Regions from separate parts of the Homo sapiens genome. Here region 2 is linked to region 1. A link is a loop called in an ENCODE intact Hi-C map of the cell type or tissue named here. Cell type or tissue: Caco-2. All regions are shown on one strand. Each heading gives the region's core, and the rest is flanking DNA. Links, peaks and the distances in the headings are about the cores only.

Evidence for each region. A loop is a pair of places that touch in the nucleus more often than their neighbours do. Peaks named below come from ENCODE experiments on the same cell type or tissue, not always from the same donor. Only the 100,000 strongest peaks of a DNase experiment are listed, where the experiment ranks them.
Region 2: a loop joins it to region 1, with 2.4 times the contacts of the local background. A loop is called at or near these places in 8 of 110 quality-filtered maps.

What each region holds. Positions count from the first base shown.
Region 1 is chr12:121,596,535-121,607,774 of GRCh38, reverse strand. It overlaps the pseudogene RNU6-1004P. Among named protein-coding and RNA genes, the nearest start is that of KDM2B, 21 kb to the right of the region's middle. In Caco-2, for the core only: no CTCF peak of the experiment used is centred there; a DNase peak (open chromatin) is centred at 6,644.
Region 2 is chr12:121,537,422-121,539,921 of GRCh38, reverse strand. All of the region lies in intron 6 of KDM2B (lysine demethylase 2B), which reads left to right. Among named protein-coding and RNA genes, the nearest start is that of KDM2B-DT, 42 kb to the left of the region's middle. RefSeq lists silencers at 1,594-1,743, 1,854-2,500. In Caco-2, for the core only: no CTCF peak of the experiment used is centred there; a DNase peak (open chromatin) is centred at 1,091; H3K4me3 peaks cover 1,602 bases.

The DNA.
Region 1 (11,240 bases), core at 5,124-7,623:
AACAACAGCAATGTATTGGTCATAGTTCTGGGGGCTGGGAAGTTCAAGGTCAAGTCACCAGCAGACTCGGTCTCTGGTGAGGACTTAGTTTACTTCAAAAATGGCACCCTGTTGCTGTATCTTCCATGGTGGAAAGGGGCTAGCTTCTCCACTCGGGTCTCTTTTTTTCTTTTCCAGACAAGGTCAGTTCTGTCGTCCAAGCTGGAGTGCAATGGCATGATCTCAGCTCACTGCAAGCTCCAGCTTCTGGATTTAAGTGATTCTCCTCCCTTGGGGATCACAGGCATGCACCACCACACCTAGCACATTTTTGTATTTTTAGTAGACACAGGATTTCGCCATGTTGGCCAGGCTGGGGACCTCTTTTATTTATTTATTTGGTTGTTGCTGTTGTTGAGACAGGATCTCACTCTGTCGCCCAGGCTGAAGTGTAGTGGTACAATCACAGCTCACTACAGCCTCATTCTCCCAGGCTCAGGTGATCCTTCCACCTCAGCATCCTGGGTAGCTGGGACCACAGGAATGCACCACCACAACCGGCTAATATTGTGTAGTGAGACGGGGTCTCCCCATGTTTGCCCAGGCCAGTCTCGAACTCCTGGGCTCAAGCAATCTGCCTACCTCAGCCTCCCAAAGTTCTGGGACTACAGGCATGAGCCACAGCACATAGCCCCCTCGAGCTGCTTTTATGAGGGCACTAATCCCTTCACACACGCAGAACCTTATAACTTAATCACCTCCCAAAGGACCTATCTCTTAATACTATTGCATTGGGTATTAGGTTCCAACACATGAATTTTGGGGGGACACTAACATTCGGACAATTGTATATGTATACTATCAAGTCTATTTACATAAAATTCAAAGACAGGACAAGTAAAATGGAAACTATGGGAGTGATGGATATGCGTTAATCAATATGACCATGGTAATCAGGACACAATGGATTTCAACTCATCACACTGTACATCTTGAATATATACAATTCAATTTATCAGTTAAAATTTTTTTTTGAGATAGAGTCTTGCTCTGTCTCAGGCTGGAGTGCAATGGCACGATCTCGGCTCACGGCAACCTCTGCCTCCCGGGTTCGAGCTATTCTCCTGCCTCAGCCTCCTGAGTAGCTGGGATTACAGGCGCGCACCACCACGCCCGGCTAATTTTTGTATTTTTAGTAGAGACAGGGTTTCACCATGTTGGCCAGGCTGGTCTTGAACTCCTGACCTCATGATCCACCCGCCTTGGCTTCCCAAAGTGCTGGGATTACAGATGTGAGCCACCACGCCTGGCCATTATCAATTAAATATTTTTAAATCAAAAAAGAAGAAATGGCTGGGTGCATTGGCTCACACCTGTAAACCCAGCACTTTGGGAGGCAGAGGCAGGGAGATATTTTGAGGCCAGGAGTTCAAGACCAGCCTGGGCAACATGGCGAAACCCTGTCTCTACAAAAAATAAAAGTAAAAAATTGGCCAGGCATGCTGGCTTGCACCTGTGGTCCTAGCTACTGGGGAGGCTAAGGAAGGAGGATCCCTTGAGCCTAGGAGTTTGAGGCTGCAGTGAGCTGTGATTGCATCAGTGCACTCCAGCCTGGGTGAGAGAGGGAGACCCCCATCTCTAAAAATAAAAAGGAAACAAGTGAATGATTCAAAACAAAAAGAACATGCCAAAGAAAACAATATATATAAAAACTAGGCCAGCGCACGGTGGCTCACGCCTGTGATCCCAGCACTTTGAGAGGCTGAGGCAGGCGGTCAGGAGTTTGGGACCAGCTGGGCTAACATGGCAAAACCCCGTCTCTACTAAAAAATACAAAAATTAGGTGGGTGTGGTGGTGCGCAGCTGTAATGCCAGCTACTTGGGAGGCTGAGGCAGGAGAATCCCTTGAACTTGGGAGGAGGGGATTGCAGTAAACGAGACTGCGCTACCGCACTCCAGGGTGGGTGATAGAGTGGGACTCTGTCTCGAAAAAAAATTTAAAAAAAGGCCGGGCGTGCTGGCTCATGCCTATAATCCCAGCACTTTGGGAGGCCGAGGCGGGTGGATCACGAAGTCAGGAGTTCAAGACCAGCCTGGAGTTCAAGACCAGCCTGGCCAAGATGGTGAAACTCCATATCTACCAAAAAATACAAAAATTAGCCAGGCATGGTGGCGGGCACCTGTAATCCCAGCTACTCGGGAGGCTGAGGCAGGAGAATCACTTGAACCCGGCAGGCAGAGGTTGCAGTGAGCTGAGATCGCGCCACTGCACTCCAGCCTGGGTGACAGAGCAAGACTCCATCTCAAAAACAAATAAACAAACAAAAAAACCCTGCAATGGTACAATAAGCGATAAATACAAAAATATACTAGTACTTTCAGGGGGTTAGGAGGAAGAGACTGGGATGGGTCCGTGGAGAATTTCTTTTTTTTTTTTTTTTTGAGATGGGGTCTCACTCTGTTGCCCAGGCTGGAGTGCAGTGGTGCCATCTCGGCTCACTGCAAGCTCCGCCTCCTGGGTTCACTCCATTCCCCTGCCTCAGCTTCCTGAGTAGCTGGGACTACAGGCGCCCGCCACCACACCCGGCTAAATTTTTTTTGTATTTTTAGTAGAGATGGGGTTTCACCATGTTAGCTAGGATGATCTGGATCTCCTGACCTCGTGATCCACCCACCTTGGCCTCCCAAAGTGCTGGGATTACAGGCGTGAGCCACCACGCCCGGCCATGGAGAATTTCAAAGAGACACTGGGATTGCTGGGCTTCTGTTGCTGCTGTTTTAACATGGAATGTCTCAGCCTCATGAATCTGCTTGTCATTCTCGCGCAAGGGCCATGCTAAAGTGCTATGTGCGGTTTCAATTTCAGTATACGTGCTGCCAAAGTGAGTGAGTACTGCTGCTTTTTTTAATTGTGACAAAATATATGTAACATAAAATTTATCATTGTAACAATTTTTAAGTGTACAGCTCCATGACATTAAGCATATTCACACTGTTGTACAACCATCACCACCATCCACGTCTAGAACTTTTCCATCCTCTCAAACAAAAAGTCTGTCCCCATTAAACCTAACTCCCCAGAATATCCCCCTCCATCCAGCCCCTGGCCACCACCATTATATCTATTCTATATTCTATTCTGTTTTCTTTCTCTCTTTTCTTTCTTTCTTTCTTTTTTTTTTTTTTTTGAGATAGAGTTTCACTCTGTCGCCCAGGCTGACATGCAGTCGCTCAGTCTCGGCTCACTGCAACCTCTGCCTCCCACGTTCAAGTGATTCGTCTGTCTCACCCTCCCAAGTATCTGGGATTACAGCTACGCGCCACCACGCCTGACTCTTTTTTTTTTTTTTTTTTGAGATGGAGTTTCGCTCTTGTTGTCCAGGCTGGAGTGTAATGGCACAATCTTGGCTCATCATAACCTCCGCTGCCCGGGTTCAAGCAATTCTCCTACCTTAGCCTCCCCAGTAACTGGGATTACAGGCATGCGCCACCACGCCCAGCTAATTTTGTATTTTTAGTAGAGATGGGTTTTCTTTTTCTCTCTTTTTTTTGTTTTGAGATGGGGTTTCGCTCTTGTTGCCCAGGCTGGAGTGCAATGGCACGATCTCGGCTCACCGCAACCTCCGCCTCCCGGGTTCAAGCGATTCTCCTGCCTCAGCCTCCCTAGTAGGTAGGATTACAGGCATGTGCCACCACGCCTGGCTAATTTTGTATTTTTAGTAGAGACAGGGTTTCTCCCTGCAGGTCAGGCTGGTCTCAAACTCCCGACCTCAGGTGATCAGCCCGCCTCGGCCTCCCAAACTGCTGGGATTACAGGCATGAGCCACCACACCCGGCCATGAGATAGGGTTTCTCCATGTTGGTCAGACTGGTCTCGAACTCCCGACCTCAGATGATCCACCCGCCTTGGCCTCTCAAAGTGCTGGAATTACGGGCATAAGCCTCCACGCCCAGCCCTTGGGCCCATCATTCTGTTTTCTGTTTCCATGAATTGAAATACTCTAGGTACTTCATATTAATGGAATCATACCATATTTGTCCATTCATGTCTGGCTTATTTCACTTAGCATGTCTTCAAGGTTTATCTTGTTGCAGCATGTGTCAGAATTTCCTTTGTTTTTAAGTCTGAATCATATTCCATATTATATTATATTCCATATACCATGTTTTATTTTTCCATTTATCTACTGATGGACATTTGGGTCATTTTCACCTTTGTGGTTGTTGTCAATAGCACTGCTATGAAACTGTTAATGTTTTCTCTCTTAAGTCGATAGTAATAATTGTGTGTGTGTGTGTGTGTGTGTATATATATATATATATATATATATATTATTTTTTTTTTTTTTGGGATGGAGTCTCCCTCTATCGCCCAGGCTGGAGTGCAGTGGTGCAATCTTGGCTCACTGCAAGCCTCCTGGGTTCAAGCGATTCTCCTGTCTCAGCCTCCCAAGTAGCTGGGACTACAGGTGTGTGCCACCATGCCTGGCTAAGTTTTGTATTTTTGGTAGAGACAAGGTTTCACCATGCTGGCCAGGATGGTCTCGATCTCCTGACCTTGGATCAACCTGCCTCGGCCTCCCAAAGTGCTGGGATTACAGGCATGAGCCACCGCTCCCGGCCCCTATATTATTATTTTTAAAACCGTACATATAAGTTTATTTCCTATTTTTAAGCTCAGAATCGCGTAATGTTATTTATTTTCACACCTTCCCACAGTGGAACAGTCTTTATTACTTTGCTTGGCAGTAAGTAACTCCAGAAAGTAATCTAATGACTCAGTTTTACTACGGCAAATATTATTAGCCATTTTCTTGCCAAAATAATCAATACATTATTAAAGTTCATCCTGTAAATGTTCTAAACTAACTGATGATAAGACCACAATAAAAGGTAATATACAGTCAGACGCAGTGGCTCCCGCCCTGTAATCCCAGCACTTTGGGGAGGTAGGTGGAGCACTTGAGACAGGAGTTTGAGACCAGCCTGGGCAACATGGTGAGACCCCCATCTCTATAAAAAAATTAAAAATTAGCTGGGTGTGGTGGTGTCCACCTATAGCCCCAGCTACTCGAGAGGCTGAGACAAGAGGCTTGCTTAAGCCCAGGAGGTTGAGGCTGCAGTGAGCTATGATTGCACTACTGCACTCCAGCTTAAGCAACACAGCAAGATCCTGTCTCCCCCACAAAAAAAGGAGGCCAGGCATGGTTGCTCAAGCCTATAATCCCAGCACCTTGGGAGGCTGAGGTGGGCAGATCTCTTGAGCCTAGGAGTTAGAGACCAGCCTGGACAACATGGAGACACCTTGTCTCTACAAAAAACACAAAACAATTAGTGGGGTGTGGCGGCGCATGCCTATAGTCCCAGCCACTCTGAGGCTGAGCCAGGAGAATGGCTTGAACCAGGAAGGTGAGGTTGCAGTGAACCGAGATGGTGTCACTGCACTCCAGCCTGGGCGACAGAGCGAGACTCCATCTCAAAAACAAACAAACAAACAAACAAACAAACAAACAAACAACCATCACAAAAAAAACCTGCAGAATATATTTTACCACAGTTAAAGAGGAGGAGGCTGAGCGCGATAGCTCATGTCTGTAATCCCAGCACTTTCGGAGGCCGAGGTGGGCGGATCACCTGAGGTTGGGAGTTCAAGACCAGCCTGACCAATATGGAGAAACCCCATCTCTACTAAAAATGCAAAAAATTGGCTGGGTGTGGTGGCATATGCCTGTAATCCCAGCTACTCGGGAGGCTGAGGCAGGAGAATCGCTTGAACCTGGGAGGTGGAGGTTGCAGTGAGCCGAGATCACACCATTGTACTCCAGCCTGGGCAACAAGAGCGAAACTCCATCTCAAAAAAATAAAATAAAATAAATAAATAAATAAAAAAAAGAAGGAAGGAAGGAAAGTTTTGGATTGTGCAAAGCTTTGTGACTCTAGTGAAGATTTGAGTCTTCAATGATTTCTTTTATTTATTTATTTATTTATTTTTTTAGAGATGAAGTCTCACTCTGTTGCCCAGGCTGGAGTGCAACGGCATGATCTCGGCTCACTGCAACCTCCGCTTCCTGGGTTCAAGCGACTCCCCTGCCTCAGCCTCCTGAGTAGCTGGGATTACTAGCATGCACCACCATGCCTGGCTAATTTTTGTATTTTTAGTGGAGACAGGGTTTCGCCATGTTGGCCAGGCTGGTCTCGAACTCCTGACCTCAGGTGATCCGCCCGCCTTGGCCTCCCAAAGTGCTGGGATTACAGGCGTGAGACACCACGCCTGGCCCATCTTCAATGATTTCTATGCATTGTCTGGGTTTTTGCAAAATTAGATCATGGATTACCTCTATAATTTTTCAAAATTAACTTGCCATTATAGGAGTCCAGGCAAGGTGTTAAGAAGTCAAGGAGGAGGAGAATCAAATCTTTCATTTCATAGATGGAAAATCAGGCCAAATCTGAGGGAGGGCACCTGTCAGAAGTGCAGGCCCTTTGCCAGAGCTCCAGGGTTAGAACTCAGCTGCTGCCCTCTTGCCTGGTGTATGAAGGAAGGAACAACTGCGGTCACGGAAGCGGCCGTAATTAGACAGCAGGCAATGATTGAGTGGGAGCTGCAGGCAAAGTCCTCCATGGGTGCCCGGGGATGGACAGGCAGGTGAGCTAGGGGCCAGCCTGGCCTCACCTTCAAAGAGCTGGTTCCCAGGTGAGAAGATATGGCCCTGAGAAAGGTACCTGGCAGTACAGGTGATAAGGGGCCCTCTGCACTCTAAACACACCCACCTTCTAGCCTTATCTTTGTGTGTTAGAGTTATTTATTTACAGGCCATGTTAGCAGGAAGACTGGGGGCTCCTTGAGGGCGTTCATTCATTCAGGCATTTATTGAACTACTGTGTACCCAGGCACTGATTGGGACAGCTGTATACAGTAGCTGCTTGATAAACATACATTGCATTGAATGACAAGCTCAGAGCTTAGCATTACCTAAGCACTCCATAAATCCTGCTTGGATTGAATAAATAATGTATGAATAAATTACAGGCATCAGGCCTGGCACACAGTAGGTGTTTAATACATGTTGAATGCATGAAGGAAGGACTAACACAAGGTCTGGTACACAGGAAATACATGTTGCAAGAACCTGCCTGTATTTTTTATTTTTTTATTTTTTTGAGATGGAGTCTCCCTGTCGCCCAGGCTGGAGTGCAGTGGCGCGATCTCAGCTCACTGCAACTTCCACCTCCCAGATTTAAGTAACTCTGCCTTAGCCTCCCAAGTAGCTGGAATTACAGGCACACGCCACCATGCCGAGCTAATTTTTCTATTTTTAATAGACAAAATACAAAATACAGCCTGTTGTCCAGGCTGGTCTTGAACTCCTGACCTCAAGTGATCCACCTGCCTGGGCCTCCCAAAGTGCTGGGAATACAGGCGTGAACCACCGTGCCCAGAATTTTTTTTTTTTTTTTTTTTTGGAGACAGGGTCTCACTCTGTTGCCCAGGCTGGAGTGCAGTGTTGCGATCATGGCTCACTGCAGCCTTGATTTTGTGGGCTCAAGTGATCCTCCCACCTTAGCTTCCAGAGAAACTGGTACCACAGGAGTGCACCACCACACCCAGCTAATTTTTTTCATTTTTCTTTTTGAGATGGAGTTTTGCTCTTGTTGCCCAGGCTGGAGTGCAATGGTGCAATCTTGGCTCACTGCAACCTCCGCCTCCCAGGTTCAAGTGATTCTCCTGCCTTAGCCTCCTGAGTAGCTGGGATTACAGGCACACACCACCATGCCCAGCAAATTTTTGTATTTTTAGTAGAGATGGGGTTTTGCCATGTTGGCCAGGCTGGTCTCGAACTCCTGACCTCAGGTGATCCACCTGCCTCGGCCTCCCAAAATGCTGGGATTACAGGCATGAGCCACCGCGCCCATACTTTTACATTTTTTTTTGCAGAGACAGAGTCTCACTAAGTTGCCCAGGCTGGTCTCAAACTCCTGGACTAAAGCGATTCTCCTGTCTTGGCCTCCTAAAGTGCTGGCATTACAAATGTGAGCTACCACACCAGGCCTGAACCTGTCTTTTTTTTTTTTTTTTTTTTTTTTTTGAGACAAAGTCTTGCTCTGTTGCCCCAGGCTGGAGTGCAGTGGTACGATCCTGGCTCATTGCAACCTCCGCCTCCCGGGTTCAAGCAGTTCTCCTGATCAGCCTCCCGAGTAGCTGGGATTATAGGCATGTGCCACCACACCCGGCTAATTTTTGTATTTTTAGTAGAGATGGGGTCTCACCGTGTTGGCCAGGCTGGTCTCGAACTCCTGACCTCAGGTGATCTGCCTGCCTTGGCCTCCCAAAGTGCTGGGATTACAGGCATGAGTCACCGCGCCCAGCCTATTTCCAGTTTTTTGTGATGATATACAATGCTGCTAGGGCCATCATTCTTGTTCATGCTTCCCAGTGCACTCCTGCATTTCTGTCAACAATGTCCTCAGCTGTGGAGCGGCTGCATCATAGGTTACACACACCTTCAGCTTTATCAGACATTGCCCAGCTAGTTCCCAAAGTGTCTACTAATTTTTGCAGTTTATTTCACCCCCAATCGCACCCTCAGCTCACTATGCTTGTGTCATATGGGCCTTCTTTTGCGCCCTTTAGCACATGTGTGCCTCAGTCAGAAGGCCTATTCTATCTGCCATTTCATCTGCTGAGAGCACTTCCCCAACACTCAGCCTAGCAAAGAACTTTTCTTCAGAGCTCAGCTCTAGGCATCACTCCCTCCCCAGTCCGAGACCAGGTCAACCCTCCCTCCCTCCATATTATGGAACTCACAGCACCACATATGTCTTCTTTGTGATATTTATCAACTTCAGAGTTTCCTCTCTATCTGTGCAATTCTCAGAACAAAGTCTGTCTCCCCTGCTAAGCTGTAAGTTCCCATGTTTGTTTAAGCTCCCTGCCCTTTCTCCAACACCCAACAGCAAGCCTGGCACATGTTAGGCAATGGGTGTTATTACTCTAATAGCTATTCTGTATTCTAACTCATATTTGAGTTCAGTATGTAACTTTTCCAGCATGTTTTCACATTAATTAGCATCTTCTGGGGCCGGGATCATGACAATGTAGACACAGTCCCTTCCCTTAAGGAGTTCACAGATTTAAGTCAATAAATGTTTACTGGACTCGCTGGCCCGTGACATATTTTAAGTGCTTAGCAACTGTTTAATTGACTCAGAGGTCCCCCTCATCTGAGTATTACTATAATGAACAGCGTAGGCCAGTGTTTTCTGAGCACTTATTATGCACCAGACACTCTGCTAAGTGCTTTTCATTTACCATCTCCTGCATGCTCACATCCTTCCCAGGAGGTCCTACATCACCTGCATTTGACAGATGAGGAGACTGAGCCTCAGGAAGGTGAATTCATTCTTCTGTTCCAGGTCACACAGCTGGTACATGGTACAGACGGGATTTCTCAGCCAGAGCTCCTAACCTGTACCTCCTATTACGATGCTGCATTTTCCCTGCTCCAATTACACTGCTCTCTTTCTTTCGTTCTTTTTTTTTTGAGATGGAGTCTGGCTCTGTCACCCTGGCTGGAGTGCAGTGGCCAGATTTTGGCTTACTGCAATCTCTGCCTCCCAGGTTCAAGTGATTCTCCTGCTTCAGCCTCCCAAGTAGCTGGGACTATAGGCGTGTGCCACCATACCCGGCTAATTTTTGTATTTTTAGTAGAGACAGGGTTTTTCACCATGTTGGCCAGGCTGGTCTCGAACTCCTGACCTCGGGTGATCTGCCCACCTCGGCCTCCCAAAGTGCTGGGATTACAGGCGGGAGCCACTGTGCCCATCTTTTTTTTTTTTTGAGACGGAGTCTCGCTCTGTCGCCCAGGCTGGAGTGCAGTGGCGTGATCTTGGCTCACTGCAACCTCCACCTCCCAGGTTGAAGCAATTCTCCTGCCTCAGCCTCCCAAGTAGCTGGGATTACAGGTGACCACCACCACACCCAGCTAATTTTGTGTATTTTTAGTAGAGACAAGGTTTTACCATGTTGGCCAGGCCAGTCTCGAACTCCTGACCCCAGGTGATCCACCTGCCTCGGCCTCCCAAAGTGCTGGGATTACAGGTGTGAGCCACCGCGCCCAGCCCACTGTGCCCATCTTAAATTACACTGCTTTCTGTTGGAGCACAGAGACTAAGTTTGATACCTACCATTACTGGGCACCGCAGTACTAACCATTTTACGTCCATCTATTCATTTAATTCAAATAGTTACTGAACCCACCATGAACCAAGTTCTGTTCTAGGGGCTGGAGATATGGAGGTAAACAAAACAGACATCCTAGTGGGAGGAATAAAAACTAAAGAAACTCAGTTAAGTAGAATATAAAATATGGGCTGTGCACAGTGGTTCATGCCTATTATCCCCGCACTTCGGGAGCCAGAGAGGGAGGATTGCTTGAGATCAGGAGTTCAAGACCAGCCTGGGCAACATAGTGAGACCCTGTCTCTACAAAATGTAAAAAAAAAAAAAGAAAAAGAGAAACTTGAGCCGGGCGTGGTGGCTCACGCCTGTAGTCCCAGCACTTTGGGAGGCTGAGGCAGGTGGATCACCTGAGGTCAGGAGATGGAGACCAGCCTGGCCAACACGGTGAAACCCTGTCTCTACTAAAAATACAAAAATTAGCCGGGCGTGGTGGTGGACACCTGTAATCTCAGCTACTCAGGAGTCTGAGGCAGGAGAATTGCTTAAACCCAGGAGGCAGAGGTTGCAGTGAGCTGAAGATTGCGCCATTGCACTCCAGCAGCCTGGGTGACAGAGCCAGACTCCAACACACACACACACACACACACACACACACACACACACCCACAAAACCAAAAATTAGCCAGGTGTGGTGGTAGGCACCTGTAATCCCAGCTACTTGGGAGGCTGAGACAGGAGAATCGCTTGAACCCCGGAGGCAGAGGTTGCAGTGAACCAAGATCATGCCATTGCACTCCAGCCTGGGGGGCAAAAGCAAAACTGTTTCAAAAACAAACAAACAAAAAAACCGGCTGGGTGTGGTGATACATGCCTGTAGTCCCAGGTAATCAGGAGACTGAGGCGGGAGGATCACTTGAATCCAGGAGTTGGACATGGCAGTGAGCTGTGATTGTGTCACTGCCCTCCAGCAGCCTGGGTGACAGAGAGAGACCCTGTCTCAATATATTAGGTTGGCGCAAAAGTAATTGCAGTTTTTGCCACTGAAAGTAATGCCATTGGAGGTAATGGCAAAAACAGCAAT
Region 2 (2,500 bases), core at 1-2,500, 63 kb after region 1:
CTAAAAATACAAAAATCAGCCGGGTGTAGTGGTGTGCCCCTGGAGTCCCAGCTACTTGGGAAGCTGAGGCATGAGAATCTCTTAAACTCGGGAGTTGGAGGTTGCAGTGCGCTGAGATCATGCCACTCCACTCCAGCTTGGGCAAAAGAGCAAGACTCTGTCTTAAAAAACAAACAGACAAACAAACAAACAAACACATTAGGGGCTGATGAGGCTTGTGGATAACTCAGAAATTCCTTTAAAAGTTAAAAAAAAAAACTGCTGGCCAAACCAAGTGCTTCTGGGGCCTGGTGTGACCCACGAAGACACCAGTTAGAGGCCCCTGATTAGTGGGACTCTGAGTTCCAGAAAGGGGGAAGATCAGTCCAATGTCACAGAGCCCAGTGAAGTAATTATAGGGTTGCTGCAGGGTGCTACGGTTACACAGATGAATCGGATATAGTCCCTGCCTTCAAGGAGCTGAGGCATTTGTGACTAAAAATACAATTCTCTTATGTGGATAGCCTGGTCCGGCCATCAGGACTGTCTCCTCTCCTAGCTCATTTAATGCCACATCCTTTTCTTTCTTTTTTTTTTTTTTTTTTTTTTTTTTTTTGGGAGAGGGTCTCCTATGTCACCCGGGCTGGAGTGCAGTGGCGCAGTCGTGATTCACCCTTGACCTCGTGAGGTGAAGCAGTCCTCCCACCCCAGCCTCCCTGGTAGCTGGGACTACAGGCGCGCACCATTATGTTGGTTGTCTTAGGGGTGAAACGAGATCACGCATGTAAACAGCTATTATTATTATTAGCACTGGTAATTAGAACCTGTTAATTAATATTGCTCAGTAGTCCTGGTGGCTGGGGTTTGGAGAAAGAATGGAGAGGCTGGAATCTGCCCCTGCAGTGGCTATGGGACCATTTCCAGCCCCCTTGTGGTTTGGGAGAAGGGTGTGGGACAGGGTGGGAGGAGGGCGGGGACTCTGGTGACCTTGAGTGTGGGACTTCTGATTTGAGCGGGATCACCACCTGCAGCTGGAGGTTAGTGGTGAGGTTTGGCTGTAACCTCTGGACTCCTCCTGGAGTTGAGGTGTGTCAGGTAGACCAATGGGGGCAAAGCTGAGGGACTGGGAGACAGGCTGCCTGGGTGAGCACTGCCTCTGATAGGCTGGTGACCCGAACTGGAGGCTGGACCCGAACTCGAGGCTTGAGTCACAAGCCTCCCTGTGCTTATCTGAAAACAGGAAGAATCCTGGGAATGACTTTTTAGGGTTGTTGTGAAGTTTGGATTAAGTAATCCAGGTACCACAGTTTGGATGATGCGGTGAATATGTATTTATCTCAAAGGAGTCTCTCAACCATGCTATGATGTAGGGTACACAGTCACTAAGCCACCAGGCAGGGGAAGGGGTGGTAAAAGAACATCTTAGAATGCAGAATTGAACTTCAGTGCCGAGCAGTGAGGATGCTGTTCAGAGAGGGGAAGTGAGTTGTTTAAGGTCACACAGCGCGTGGGCCTTGGGGTCAGAGCGGCTTCCCCCTTCTCAGCGCTACCATACTCCGGATCCCACTCTCCCCGCGGCCCCTAGCTCGGGTCCTTTCTATGGCTGTATCTGGAGGGGCACATCTTAGGAAGGTGGCTTTGCTGGCCGTCACCTGCTATGGAACACGGGGCTCAGGGGGGTGGGGAGAGCCAGCCCTGCACCCCCACCGGCCGGGCGAGGGGCGTCTCCTGGCGCCGGCCCGCGTTGCTTCCCGGTCGCCCCGCGGCCTCCCTCCGCCTCCCTGGCGGCCCCGCGCCGCGGGTGTTCAGTTTCAGCGCGGGCATGAGCGCAGGCAGCGCCCGGCTCCCCGCGGAAGGAAGGCAGCGAGCGGGGGCCCCGCGTCCTCGGCCGGGGCCTGGCAGCGCCGTGGAGGGGGCTCGGCTCGCGTTGCCGCCGGGAGTGGGGCCGGGCGCGCGTCGAGCCTCCGCAGCCGAAGGGGACGCCCGGGAGCCGAAGGGGACGCACGGGAGCCGCCGCCGCCGCCGCCGAGGGTAACCGCGGGCCGCGCTGCCCGGGCGCCCCCTCCTTTGTGGCGCTGCGCGGGGCGGGTGTGGGTGGCCTCCCGCCCGCGGGCTACAGGGCCGGCGTCGCGGAGCCGCTCTTTGTGTCTCCCGGGGTCGGGTGCGAGTGTGCGGCGCGCTCTTGGCACCTCCCGCGCCCCTCGGGTGTCAGCGTTCCGGCGCCCCTCCCGGCCCTTTCCCCACGGGGACGCCTCCCGAGCCACCGGGGGAGTTACGCCAAGTTGGAGGGAAAAAGGTGGGGCGGGGCCGCCCCGCCTCCGCAGCCCCCAGGCAGCGCCCCAAAGTTGGTGCTGCAGGTGCAGCAACCCTCCTGCCGCCCTCCTCCCCGGCTGGCCCGGCCGTGGCAGGCGGGAACCCCCAAGGGCTCGGTTCGGGGGCTCCCGATGATCTGCCGCCAACTTGGAGGGTGCCTTGCTGCACAGAAGCCACCTGAGCTGGGGGCGGCCGGGGGCGGCCGAGG